Regions from separate parts of the Homo sapiens genome. Here all the other regions are linked to region 1. A link is a contact called in ENCODE Hi-C or POLR2A ChIA-PET data. All regions are on one chromosome and are shown on one strand. Each heading gives the region's core, a stretch centred on a gene start or an enhancer-like site at or near the end of the contact. The rest is flanking DNA. Distances are from core to core; before and after follow the strand shown. Region 1 overlaps LOC105369724 (a long non-coding RNA gene). Region 2 has its middle 31 kb from the start of RESF1. Region 3 holds the start of DENND5B (DENN domain containing 5B).

Region 1 (4,259 bases), core at 696-3,195:
ATAATCTGTGGGAGTCCTCTGTACCAAACTTGGAAAGTTCTCCTCCAGACAAGGTCGGTTTTCATTCCTGTCTGTAATGTTGAGGCTTAGAAACCAATTCCCCAAAATATGGCATGTTTACATCCTGAACTAAGAAGACTCAAGGTCTCTCTGATCTACCCACCCCTCACCAGCTCTTCCAAAGAGGCTCAAGTTCCTTTACCTGCCTAAGCTCCAGACCCACCAAGGAGAACAATAGTTTTCTTCCCTTCCCTGGGAAACCTGCCCAATTGTCCTGTAGAGGTGATGTTTATGGTTCTTTTTAATAAACATAGAAATTTATCCTCCTGGTCTTAAAACTTGAGAAAATTACATCTGTCTTATCTGAGTTGCTTTCTCAGAAAAGAAACCATCAGTCCTCCCAGACAGTATCAAGGAGCTGAAACTTACCAGATCATCACATCTGGACAAAGGGAGCCAGACGCCTCACCAATCATGACTGCCTGCTTCCTGTTGACCCCTTTCTCTTCCTTACCCCTCCCTAAAATTCCCGTTTTTCCACACATAGTTACATTTCTTCCCTGCTATACAAATCCCAAATTTTAGACAGTCAGGGAGTTGGATTTGGGACTGATCTCCCATCTCCTCTGCTGCAGCACTGGATTACAGCCTTCTTCCCTGGCAATACTCATTGTCTTAATGATTGGCTTTCTGTGAGGGGAGCAACAGGACCTAGACTGAATCTTGGGTGTTTTGGTAACATCTGTAAGACCGAAAATGTAACCACACCTAAACAGACCCTTTTTCAAGATAATGACTGACTCTCTCCAAGGATCATTTAAATTCCAAAGAGAACTACCTACAAGTTAATTTCTGTTCCCTGATCCAGTCATTCTCCCTAGCAATCATTTATTACCCCTCATCTAATCTAATCCCAAACCCTAAATCTAATAAAATACTTCTAAAATCTGCACCCCTAATGCCCTCCCACACTCAACCATTCCACTTACTTTGTAATTTAGAGAGGCCTAAATTTTGTTAAAATAGAGGCACAGCTAATAGATGTTTGTTACACTTACTTTCTTTCCCTTTGACATTTTCATCTACCAGGCATGATTACGTAACATAGTCCTTTTTTTTTTTTTTGTGATGAAGTCTTGCTCTGTCGCCCAGGCTGGAGTACGGTGGTGCGATCTCAGCTCACTACAGCCTCTGCCTCCCGGGTTCAAGCAATTCTCCTGCCTCAGCCTCCCGAGTAGCTGGGATTGCAGGCGTGTGCCACCACGCCCGGCTAATTTTTTGTATTTTTAGTAGAGGCGGGGTTTCACCATGTTGGCCAGGCTGGTCTCGAACTCCTGACCTCAGGTGATCTGCCAGCCTCTGCCTCCCAAAGTGCTGGGATTATAGGCATTGAGCCACTGCCTGGCCAACACGGTGAAACCCCGCCTCTACTAAAAATACAAAAAATTAGCCAGGCGTGGTGGCACATGCCTGTGATCCCAGCTACTCGGGAGGCTGAAGCAGGAGAATCGCTTGAACCCAGGAGGCGGAGGTTGCAGTGAGCCCAGGTTGTGCCACTGCACTCCAGCCTCGGCGACAGACCAAGACTCTGTCTCAAAAAAAAAAAAAAAAAGAAAAAGAAACAATGATCTTTAAGTCATGCAGACTGCCTTTGTATTTTCCAGAAGTTGGATCAACTGAGGAGTGCAAGCAGTTTCAATCACCAGGGAGCTCACCTCTTAAGCTGTAGGCGTAGTTGAATGATAGCCCATCATTGTTCTCTTGTTTGCTTTTCTATAATTGCTTATTGCTCAGGAGTTATGTAACAGGCAGTCACAAGCGCTATTGTGAAACCTGAGACTGATCTCTGAGATATTTTTCAGACTTTGCCTTCAGGTGAATCAACTGACACCAGCTTGAACAGTGACCGTGACTGCAACAAAGGAACTGACTCAACCGGTCCTCTGACCACTCCCCTGCAGGAAATGACTCAGCACATGAAGACAGTTTCAACACTCCTATGATTTCATCCCCCAACCAATCCACAACATCTGTTTCCTAATGCCCTACCTGCCAAATCATCCTTAAAAACCTTAGCCTCTGAATTCTTGGTGAGGTGGATCTGGGAAATGTATCCCGTCCTCCTCACTCTATTGCCTTGCAATAATCAAACTCTTTCTCTGCTGCAACTCCTGCTGGCTCAGTGTTTTGGTTTTATCTGTGCAGTGGGCAAGAACCAGTCAGGTGGTAACAGTTCTGATTGTTACTTTTGGGTGATTTCCCCTACAAAGAGGAAAAATACTAATTTTGAACCACCATATTCAATTCTTAAGGCTTCCTATATTCTTAGTGATAATGTCATTTTTGAAGATAACATATTTCAAAGTACAGTAGCTTTGAAGTATATTTGTATTTTGAAGATACATGTACTTGAAAAATTGAGTTTGGCAATGTGTTTCCACTAACATTAATTTAACAGGTAAGGCCGGGCGCAGTGGTTCACGCCTGTAATCCCAGCACTTTGGGAGGCCAAGGTGGGCAGATCACGAGGTCTAGGAGTTCGAGACCAGCCTGGCCAATATGGTGACACCCTGTCTCTACTAAAAATACAAAAATTAGCTGGGCGTGGTGGCTCGCACCTGTAGTCCCAGCTACTCGGGAGGCTGAGGCAGAAGAATCGCTTGAGCCTGGGAGGCGGAGGTTGCAGTGAGCCGAGATGGTGCCACTGCACGCCAGCCTGGGTGACAGAGCGAGACTCCGTCTCAAAAAAAAAAAAAATTTACCAGGTAAAAGTCATCTTGGTTTAAAATATTTTCACAACACTTTAATTTTTCATGTGGTTACCAGTGTGGCCTTATATCGCCAATGTTTAAAAAAATGTTATGGACTCCTGCCTCAGCCTCCCAAGTGGCTGGGACTACAGGCGCCGGCCACCATGCCTGGCTAATTTTTTGTATTTTAAGTAGAGACGGGGTTTCAGTGTGTTAGCCAGGATGGTCTCTATCTCCTGACCTCGTGATCTGCCCACCTCAGCCTCCCAAAGTGCTGGGATTACAGGGGTGAGCCACCGTGCCTGGCCAGAGGATAGTAGAAAATGAGAAGATTAATGCAGAAAAGTCATCAAAGCAGAAGGTAGATCTCCAGTCTTTGCCAACTCGTGCCTACCTGGATCAGACAGTTGTGCCTATCTTATTACAGGGACTTGCTGTGCTTGCAAAGGAAAGATGAGGAAACAGACTTGGAGAGGTTAAGTGACATGCTCAAGACAACACTGCTGGGTCTTGCTACGTACGTTGACCAGGTTGGAATGCAGTGGCGTGATCATGGCTCACTGTAGCCTCGACCTCATGGGCTCAAGTGATCCTCCCGCCTCTGCCTACCAAGTAGCTAGGACCACAGGCGAAGCCACCATGCCCGGATAATTAAAAAATAAAAAATTTATAGAAAAAAATGTTATCGAGGACTTTGAAAGTATTTCACTAAACCAAAACATAGTGATGAAAATAGTAATGTGAATATTAAAGTAGAGAATGTCACAAATATAAAAAATTAACAAGAGCCCCATTTTCACTGAGGAAATAGGTGAATATGATAATTTTATAGAAACAAGTAAAGAAAAATGTGAATAGAAGTATGAAAGTGGATATCTGAAAATGAGCAATCCAGCTACTCTTTTTTTTACACCATGTTTATCTTTTAAGTAAGTCTGTCAAGTTTTGACATGAAGTTAATGATGCTTTCATTTTGATTTTTTTTTTCTTTTCTTTTTTTTGAGATGGAGTCTCGCTCTATTGCCCAGGCTGGAGTGCAGTGGCGCGATCTTGGCTCACTGCAACCTCCACCTCCCAGGTTCACGCCATTCTCCTGCCTCAGAGTAGCTGGGATTACAGGCGCCCGCTGCCAGGCCCGGCTAATTTTTTGTATTTTTAGTAGAGACAGGGTTTCACCATGTTAGCCAGGATGGTCTCGATCTCCTGACCTTGTGATCCACCCACCTCGTTCTCTCAAAGTGCTGGGATTACAGGCGTGAGCCACCGCGCCCGACCTTCATTTTGATTTCTAACAAAACACTGAGCACTGGTAAACCAATTAAATTTTTCATTTCTAAAACAAAACAGCATAGTAAAAAATTAAATAATTCTTTTGCTAAAGTCAGAAAGAGGCCAAAACTAGATATCCATTCAGATTTGCACTTCTTATATCCTAAAACAGACAGTTCTTACTGCTGTCAAAAGGTTTGTAAAAACCTAATGTGAAATTATTCAAAATATGCTCAGAGA
Region 2 (4,259 bases), core at 507-3,006, 180 kb before region 1:
GTCATAGGAAAATTTTGAGCTGAAGGTAATTGAGAATCAGGAGATGCAGGTGGCTGGGAGCGGTGGCTCATGTTTGTAATCCGAGCACTTTGGGAGGCCAAGGCAGGAGGATCACTTGAGCCCAGAAACTCGAGACCAACCTGGGCAACATAGTGAGACCTCATATCTGTGGCAGGCCAGTTCTCCCTGACAGTCACACAGACAGGGCTCCATAGCACTCCATTTACATAGATGAATTTCCACAGCGCTTGCCTTAATATTGGGCTAACAATTAAGTCTAGGGAAAATCAATGCTCGGACGTCAGAACCAGAAATGAAATATATGTTCAGTAAGTGCCTTGCACAGGCTTCTCCTAAAACCTGGAGCACGTCAAGATAATGGAGACAGCCTTACATTCCTTGTACCAGGATCTGTCTCGGGTTGACATCTGGGGCGAGTCAAGGTAACATAGACAGTCCTTGAAACGATTTATTTTAAGGAGGAGGGTCTGGAGCAACTCTTAGGACCAAACCGTAGGTAAGATAAAGTAGAAGTAATTGCTCTGGTGCCAGGATCCTCCTTAAGTAAATTTAGGAGACATTTCTTAATCACCCTGGTACGAGGACCCTCACGGATTAGGTAGATTTAGAGGGCATTTTTGGCCTCTGACCTTCTAGTTGAAGCAAAATTAATTACTGATAAACTTAGGCAAATGTGATACTGCACGTAGGCATGTAGTCCAAACATGTATGAGCATGGGAAGAATTGTAATACCTTGAGTTGGTCTGGCGAATAATCTCTGATCTTCTCCCTGTATCCAGTTACAGAAATAAACTCCCTTCTTTCCCAGTCCATCTGCATCTCATTATTGGGCTGTGAGAACATACAGCCAGGCCTGGTTCGGTTCGGGAACATCTCCACCAAAATTTTTTTTTTTAATTAGCTGAGTGTGGTGGTGCTAGCCTGTGGTCCCAGCTACACAAGAGGCTAAGGCGGGAGGATAGCTTGAACCCTGGAGGTCGAAGCTGCTGTGAGCCATGATCATGTCACTGCACTCCAGCCTGGGTGACAGAGCCTAAAAGCAGGGCATAAATTTCCCATTGAGGAAGGTGCTTCCCCACCCACCCAGTACCAGGGAGAGAAGAGTGATTTTTACCAAAGATGGGAATTAACACCAAGATGAATTTGCATAAACAGATCTTTCTAAAATAGCCCTTATCTTCCATTAATTCCCCCATGTTTCCTACTCAGTGCCCCACAATTAGTTCCTTGAAGCTCAAACCCTCTTTCCTTTGTTAAAAAGGTACATAAAACCGCAAGTCTAACTACTTCTTTCCTGAGAACTCTTTTGCATGCAAATATTAATAAAAATGGTGTGCCTTTTCTCCTGTTACTATGTCTTTTATTAGTTTAATTTGCAGGCCCTCAGTTACAAAACATAAGAGGGTTGAGGAAAATTTTTCCTCTCTGACATGTTTCAGTTAAAAAGGAACCAGCCTGACCAACATGGTGAAACCCCGTCTCTACTAAAAATACAGAAATTAGCCCGGTGTGGTGGTGCATGCCTGTAATCCCAGCTACTCAGGAGGCTGAGGCAGGAGAATCGCCTGAACCCAGGAGGAGGAGAATCGCCTGAACCCAGGAGGCAGAGGTTGCAGTGAGCTGAGATCCTGCCACCGCACTCCAGCCTGGGCAACAAGAGCGAAACTCCGTCTCAAAACAAAACAAAACAAAACCAGCTGAAGAAGTTCCTTTGATTAACAGCACAGCACGGAAATGTTAGCTCTCCTTAGCCAAACCTTGAAAGATACTCTTATTTAATCACAGTTTTAAATGTTAGCTTGCTTACCTTAAAAAAAAAAAAAAGCCAGAAGTCAGATATTCATGATGTGAGATAAAATTCTTAAGTGTGGAGGGAACAAAAACTACAACCTTTTGTAAAAGTCACAAAAGGCCAATCTATTGTATCACATATCCTCAAAGAAGAGTCAGGGCATGCTGAAACATGCTGTGTTTTGTTTTTACTAACATTTTCCTTATTACAAAAATGTTACATTCTCATTAGATAAGAATACTTAAAAAAATAAAATATTATCAATATAATTAATGCACTGGTGTTTTTCCTCCTATAACTTTTCTGTGCATAGTTTTCCCTTTCTTTAATTACATGTTATAATGTAATCCTTATAAACATAATTTTAATGATTGAATATGTTTCCAAGGAAAAGAAATATAGTTTACTAAACCATTTCTCTAGTCGTGGACAAAGAGTTGATGGAGACATTTATTGTGTGTGTGCTTTTACATTGACATTTTAAAAACAAGAACTTCTGAAAAATACAAAAGTACAAAAAGTTGCAAAAATTCAATTTCCTACTTTCCTCCCCAGAAATAACCACTGTTTAATTTTATTTTGTGCATATCTTTCCAGACCTTTGTCTTTGAACATACATTCATATTGAAAGGCAAAATCCTTACACAAATTTGCTAAATTAGTTATAAGATTGCTTAACTTTCTCAGGGCAATAAAGACCTGGAACATTTGGAATTAATGTCTCTATCAGGTGGCAAAAGCATCCTAACAATGTATCAATGTTTACAGATTAATTTCTAATCTTATAGAGCAGTAGTGCAGTAGTTTTTCTGTACCTTCGTCAGATGTTGGTTCTTGTCGGCTCTTCATATTTGTGGGTTTTACATTTGAGGATTCAACCAACTGCAGATCAAAATATTTTTAAAAAAGTAGTTGGGGGCGGTGGCTCACGCCTGTGATCCCAGAACTTTGGGAGAACAAGATGGGGGAGGATCATTTGAGCCCAGGAGATTGAGACCAGCCTGAGTACATGGGGAGACTCCATGTCTACAGAAAATAAAAAAATTAGCCAGGCACTGTGGTGTGTGCCTGTGGGACACAGCTACTTGGGAGGTTGTGGTGGGAGGGTCGCTTGAGCCTGAGCAGTTAAGGCTGCAGTGAGCCGGGATCATGCCACTGCAAAACTGCACTCCAGCCTGGGTGACAGAGCAAGACCCTGTCTCAAAAAAACAAAAAACAGGCTAGGCGAGGTGGCTCATGCCTGTGATCCCAGCACTTCGGGAGGCTGAGGCGGGCAGATCACCTGAGGTCGGGAGTTCGAGACCAGCCTGACCAACATGGGGAAACCCTGTCTCTACTGAAAATACAAAAAATTGGCGGGGTGCAGTGGCTCACGCCTGTAATCCCAGCATTTTGGGAGGCCGAGGTGGGTGGATCACGAGGTCAGGAGTTCGAGACCAGACTGGCCAATATGGTGAAACCCTGTCTCTACTAAAAATACAAAAATTAGTCGGGCGTGGTGGCACTCGCCTGTAGTCCCAGCTACTCGGGAGGCTGAGGCAGAAGAATCACTTGAACCTGGGAGGCAGAGGTTGCAGTGAGCCGAGATTGTGCTACTGCACTCCTGCCTGGGCAACAAGAGCAAAACTGTCTCAAAAAAACCAAAAACAAAACAAAAAAAGAGGCCTAGCACAGTGGTGTGGAGTTCCAGCTACTCAGAAGGCTGAGGTGGGAGGATTGCTTGAGCCCAGGAGTTTGAGGCTGCAGTGAGCTATGATTGTGCCACTGCACTCCAGCCTGGGCAACAGACTGAGACCCCGTCTTTTTTTTTTTTTTTTTTTTCAGATGGAGTCTCGCACTGTGGCCCAGGCTGGAGTGCAGTGGTGCGATCTCGGCTCACTGCAAGCTCCGCCTCCCGGGTTCACGCCGTTCTCCTGCCTCAGCCTCCCGGTAGCTGAGACTACAGGCGCCTGCTACCACGCCCGGCTAATTTTTTGTATTTTTAGTAGAGACGGGGTTTCACCGTGTTAGTCAGGATGGTCTTAATCTCCTGACCCCGTGATCTGCCCACCTCGGCCTCCCAAAGTGCTGGGATTACAGGCATGATCCACCGTGCCTGGCCGAAACAGTTTATTAACATGTGCCGCCTGTATACACGCCTGACCCTGTCTCTTAAAAAAAAAAAAGATTGCTTCTGTACTGAACATGTACAGACTATTTTTTCTTGTCACTAGTCCCTAAACAATACAGAATTACAACTATTTACATAGCATTTACATTGTATTATGTATTATAAGTAATCTAGAGATGATTTAAAGTGTGTAGGAGGATGTGAGTAGGTCATATGCAAATACTATGTAATTTTACATAAGAGACTTAAGCATCCGTGGATTTTGGTAACTGAGGGTGGATCCTAGAACCAATCCCACATGGATACTTATCATTTCTTACGAGTGTGACATTCGG
Region 3 (4,259 bases), core at 523-3,022, 160 kb after region 1:
TCGGTCTCCTGACCTCGTGATCCGCCCGCCTTGGCCTCCCAAAGTGCTGGGATTACAGACATGAGCCACTGCACCCGGCCAATTCTTCTTATATTTTACTAATTATTATTTTATTGATTTTTTTTTTTTTTTTTTTTTTTTAGTAGAGACGGAGTTTCACCATGTTGGCCAGGCTTGTCTCAAACTCCTGACCTCAAGTGAGCCTCTCGCCTTGGCCTCCGAAAGGACTGGGATTACAGGCTTGAGCCACTGCACCCGGCCTCATTTTATTTTTATAGAGACAGGGTCTCTCACTATTTTGCCCAGGTTGGTCTTGAATTCCTGGACTCAAATGCTCCTCCTGCCTTGGCCTCTCAAAGTGCTGGGATTACAGGCCTGAGCCACCATGGCCAGCCTCTTTCATTTCAAAATTGAAGAAAGAAAGTGAAGATACAAGCTACATTAAATGATGGTATGCACGCACATGTATCTTCTAGGAAGAACATTATTCAGTCAAATAATCGAGGTTCTCTCAGGCAACCTCTCTGGAAGGTTTGCTTGTATGTCTAGTGGTAGATGCCCCAAATCCCCAAAGAAGAAAGCAGGGAGTGGTGTGGAAGGGGTTGCCATGTGGAGATGAATTGCATTCAGTTTTCTATCTTTTAAGTTTTATTTTTACTTACATGGCCGGGCACAGTGGCTTATTATGCCTGTAATCCTAGCACATTTGGGGGCCAAGGCGGGAGGATCACTTGAACCCAGGAGTTTGAGAGCAGCCTGGTCAATACAGTGAGACCCTGTCTCTTAAAAAATTATTTTTTAAATAAATAAATGTTATTTTTTTACTTAGATGGAGACAGAGTCTCCCTCTATTGCCCAGGCTGGTCTTGAACTCCTGGTCTCATGTGATCTTCCTACCTGGGCTTCCCAAAGTGTTGAGTAAATTACAGGTGTGAGCCACTGAGCCCAGCCAGTTTTCTTTCAAAGGAAAAAGAACTGGTTGTCGAGTTCCTTCCGAGAAGGCAAAAGACAGCTGAGCAGGGCAAGAAAGCCGTGCCTTTGGGAGGAGCAGAGTTCATGGTCTAATTCCTGTTGCTTTAGCCTCCGATTGTTACTTGCGGGGAGAGCCGATAACATCGGATGGGTACAGGGCTGCGGAACTGGAGCGCCTTGGCTATTTACACTGACCTGGAAAATGTCAGGATAAATGACAGAAGGCGGGGGTTGGTGACTGCACTCCTTCTAGAAGTCTCAACGCTTTGTGGGTATTGAGTTGTGTTTTTTCCCCCTCACGGTTGACTTGTCACTAAGTCACTAAGGATGGCCTGTAAATGGGGTGACGGCTGGGGGAAGGGAGGACCTTAAAGTGAGACAGGCACCCCCACACAGGTCACAGTTTAAAAGACGATGGTTCAGACCGTTATGCGAAATGATCTCAGAGCGGCTGTTCACCTTCCCCAAAGCTGCATTAAAAGAAATAAGGATGGGTGACAACCCCTTTAGAAGACAGACCCCCACACTGAGGCTAGCCCTCTTATCGGCTGGCCAGGGCGAGGAGGGGTGTGTGCAGGGTCGCCCTCGATGCCGCAGCCGGGGCCAGTGGGCACGAATGCGGCCCCACGCCAGGCTTGGCCTCCGAACCCGCTAGGCGCGCGCGCACGGTAGAAGCGCGCGCCTCCGTCCCTCGCGAGCGCGCCCCCCACCCCTCTCCGTCGCACGCGCCGAGCCCCGGCGCCCCCGCCCGCCCCGCGCTCCCACAGCCCGAGCGCCGCTCAGCTGACCCGCGGGCGCCAGACGCGGCGGCTCTCAGCTCGCGAGCGCAGCTGCGGCTGCGAGGGCCTCTCAGGCCGACACTCCCCCCGCGCCCCTCCCCCACCCGGCCGGGCTCCGGACCCGCCGCGCGCGAGCCCGCGGCCGCTTCCCCCGCGCCGAGCGAGGAGGCAGGCTGCGGCGGCGAGAGGCGGCTGCGCGGCCATGGGCGCGCCAGTGTCGCCCTAGGGCGGGCGCACAGACCACAGCCGGAGCGGTGGTGGCAGCCTCCGCAGAAAGCCTTCCCGGGCGGCGGCGGCGGCGGCCCCTGGAGCAGCGCGGCCGGGATGAGCGGGAGCTGCGCGGCGCCCGGCCCGGGCTCGGGCTCCTCCCCGGCCGCCTGCCGCTTCGCGCACTACTTCGTGCTGTGCGGGATCGACGCGGACAGCGGGCTGGAGCCTGACGAGCTGGCGGGTAAGGCCAGGGCTGCGGCGGCGCTGAGCCCCCTCAGGGGCGCGGGGGACGCTGTGGGGACGCGCGGGAGGCGGGGTGCAGGCTCCAGACAAAGTCAGCTCCCGGTGGCGCCCTCCCGCCGCTTTCTGGCCGAACTGGCGCTCGGGCGCGATTTAATGACATTGTTATTTATTCCGCGTGCGGGCTTTGCGGCTGCGCCCACCGGGGCTTTCGCCTCCAGGCGCTGGGTTATTAATAACAGGCGCGGGGGTGGCCCCAAGGGCACGGACCCCGCCTGGCGCGCCGGCCCCTTCGCTTGCAGCCGCACTCGGAGGCGGCCGGTGAGTCACCGGGCGCGCGGGCTGCCCCCCGACCGCCGTGCCTGCCTCCCACCCGCCAGCCACCCGGCCCCGGCCGCGAAGTTTCGGCCCCGCACGTGACGCGGCTTTCGGGCCTCTTCGGGAGACGGGGAGTCGGACTCAGCTCGGCTCCCGCCGGGGTAGCGTCCGCGGAGGAGCCGGTGGCCGTGCGGAGCGAGCGCGGGGCGGGGACCGGTCGGACTCTGCCCTCTGCGCCGCCTGCCGCTCTGCGGTGCCGGCCAAGTCACCTTTTGGAATCCTGTGGATTTGGCCGCGTCTGGGAGCTGGCAGGGACCTTTGGACGCTCGGGACCCAGCACCGCGCTTTGTTGACACTGCCTACACTGTTCCCGAGTTTAAATTCAGTTGGGTGCACCGTGTGTTAGTGCCTGGTTTTCCCGGAGGGGTACCGGTCCTTCCGCTTGACTCATTTGATGGCGCAGTGCGGGGCTGTGCTGGGCAAACGACGCCGTTAAAAGGGGCCGCTAAAGGGCGATGGGCGGGGGCAGGGCAGCGGAGTGCGCAGTGTCGAGAGGAGGCCGGGGAGAAACAACTGATTTCATTTTTCACGCCTGTTCCTTTCTGCTTGCCTCCGCGGGATCTGAATCTTGATTTGTTGTTGTTGTTAAATGGGTGAGAGAAGTGACATCTACCGCCTGAACTTTGTGTTAAAGACTTAGGTCATAGCCTTTCAGAACAACTTCCTTTGGACAAATAATTCCTTATTGATTGCACTAACGTAAATTTTTCGCTTTTCCTTTGGTGGGGGTGGGGAGACTGGGAAGAATATATTAAATAATAAACAATAGTAAACAAAACTGTTCAGCCTTAAAATACAGTCCCCATCAACCCACGTCTTGGCTATCTTCTTCTTAACTCAGCTTCAGAGCAAAACATTTTCTTTTTTTCATATTCTTCGGAGGTAGAAACACAAAACATTTTCAACAAAAACTGTAAGTCTAGTTTTAGTTAAAAAAAAATTTGGAGAGATAATAGAATACCAAGTTTTTCCGTATGTGTAATTATGTAATCACATTGTTTCTTCAACTAAGATTTCATGTACATGTTAAGAATGGCTTTGTTAAAGGATATGAAGAAAAAATGTCTGCAGAGAGATTTGGAGAGATTCTTCTCGAGATTGGTGAAGGAATATTGTTATTTTTCTAGACTCCTTTCTTCCCTAAAGATCCTAAACATTTGTGGCACCAGGGTCACTTGGAGGCCTTCTGTCAGTGATGACTAATGAAAGGAAAAAAGCCTGTATTTTTCTTTTCCGTTTGCCTACTGAAGCTAAAACTGTACCTTTTAGGTGTGACCTAGGACTCTTTAGGCACAGAGAGAATGATGTTAACAAAACCATCAATTAGACTTTAATGCATTTTTAAGAAACAAACTATGATGTCTCTTTTTGCAAAACTGTGTGAGTGTGGGTGATTGGGATTTCTGCTTCTCATAATATTTAATGTATTCAGGTAATAATGTATTTTGCCTTGTAATATTTCAGTATCATTCATCCAACAGTTTTGAAAGCATCTATCTGTAGTCGGTTTTTTAGGCACTGGGGACAGCTGTGAAGAAAGCAGTCAGAAATCCCTGCCATCATGGAGCATACGTTCTAGTGTAAAGAGATAATGAAAATACAATCATCTCTCCGTAACCATGGGGGATGGATTCTAGAGTGTCCCCCACACCAAAATCCTCGGATGCTGAAGTCTCTTAT

What was found. A loop is a pair of places that touch in the nucleus more often than their neighbours do. ChIA-PET counts read pairs that join two places held with the same protein, here RNA polymerase II (POLR2A). Pooled maps may share reads with other maps.
Region 2: a loop to region 1 is called in a pooled map, with 4 times the contacts of the local background. The contact joins two enhancer-like sites. A Hi-C loop is called at or near these places in 1 of 37 single-sample maps with no recorded cell type and 6 of 50 pooled maps. POLR2A ChIA-PET finds 5 or more read pairs at or near these places in 7 of 52 experiments (B cell, CD8-positive, alpha-beta T cell, CD8-positive, alpha-beta memory T cell and 4 more).
Region 3: a loop to region 1 is called in a pooled map, with 5 times the contacts of the local background. The contact joins the promoter of DENND5B here to the enhancer-like site in region 1. A Hi-C loop is called at or near these places in 7 of 37 single-sample maps with no recorded cell type and 6 of 50 pooled maps. POLR2A ChIA-PET finds 5 or more read pairs at or near these places in 1 of 52 experiments (activated B cell).

Annotation. Positions count from the first base shown.
Region 1 is chr12:31,747,042-31,751,300 of GRCh38, reverse strand. It overlaps LOC105369724 (a long non-coding RNA gene), which reads left to right. Exons shown (of 4, transcript XR_931501.3): 3 at 1-53; 4 at 1,863-2,168. Among named protein-coding and RNA genes, the nearest start is that of AMN1-AS1, 20 kb to the right of the region's middle. RefSeq lists enhancers at 1,325-1,909, 1,772-2,066, 1,918-2,097, 2,118-2,187, 1,910-2,495 and 1 more. Within about 2 kb of position 1,945, at least 27 of the 41 ENCODE cell types and tissues checked have a DNase peak (open chromatin) inside an H3K27ac peak, as active enhancers do; they include CD8-positive, alpha-beta T cell, where a contact is called at or near this core.
Region 2 is chr12:31,926,133-31,930,391 of GRCh38, reverse strand. No RefSeq gene overlaps it. Among named protein-coding and RNA genes, the nearest start is that of RESF1, 31 kb to the left of the region's middle. Within about 2 kb of position 1,756, at least 3 of the 41 ENCODE cell types and tissues checked have a DNase peak (open chromatin) inside an H3K27ac peak, as active enhancers do; they include CD8-positive, alpha-beta T cell, where a contact is called at or near this core.
Region 3 is chr12:31,588,649-31,592,907 of GRCh38, reverse strand. It overlaps DENND5B (DENN domain containing 5B), which reads left to right and starts at 1,772. Exons shown (of 21, transcript NM_144973.4): 1 at 1,772-2,202. The coding sequence starts at 2,076. DENND5B-AS1 (DENND5B antisense RNA 1) reads right to left here and starts at 2,985. Exons shown (of 3, transcript NR_046909.1): 1 at 2,789-2,985. RefSeq lists enhancers at 962-1,191, 3,172-3,251 and silencers at 1,622-1,911, 1,982-2,251, 2,402-2,741.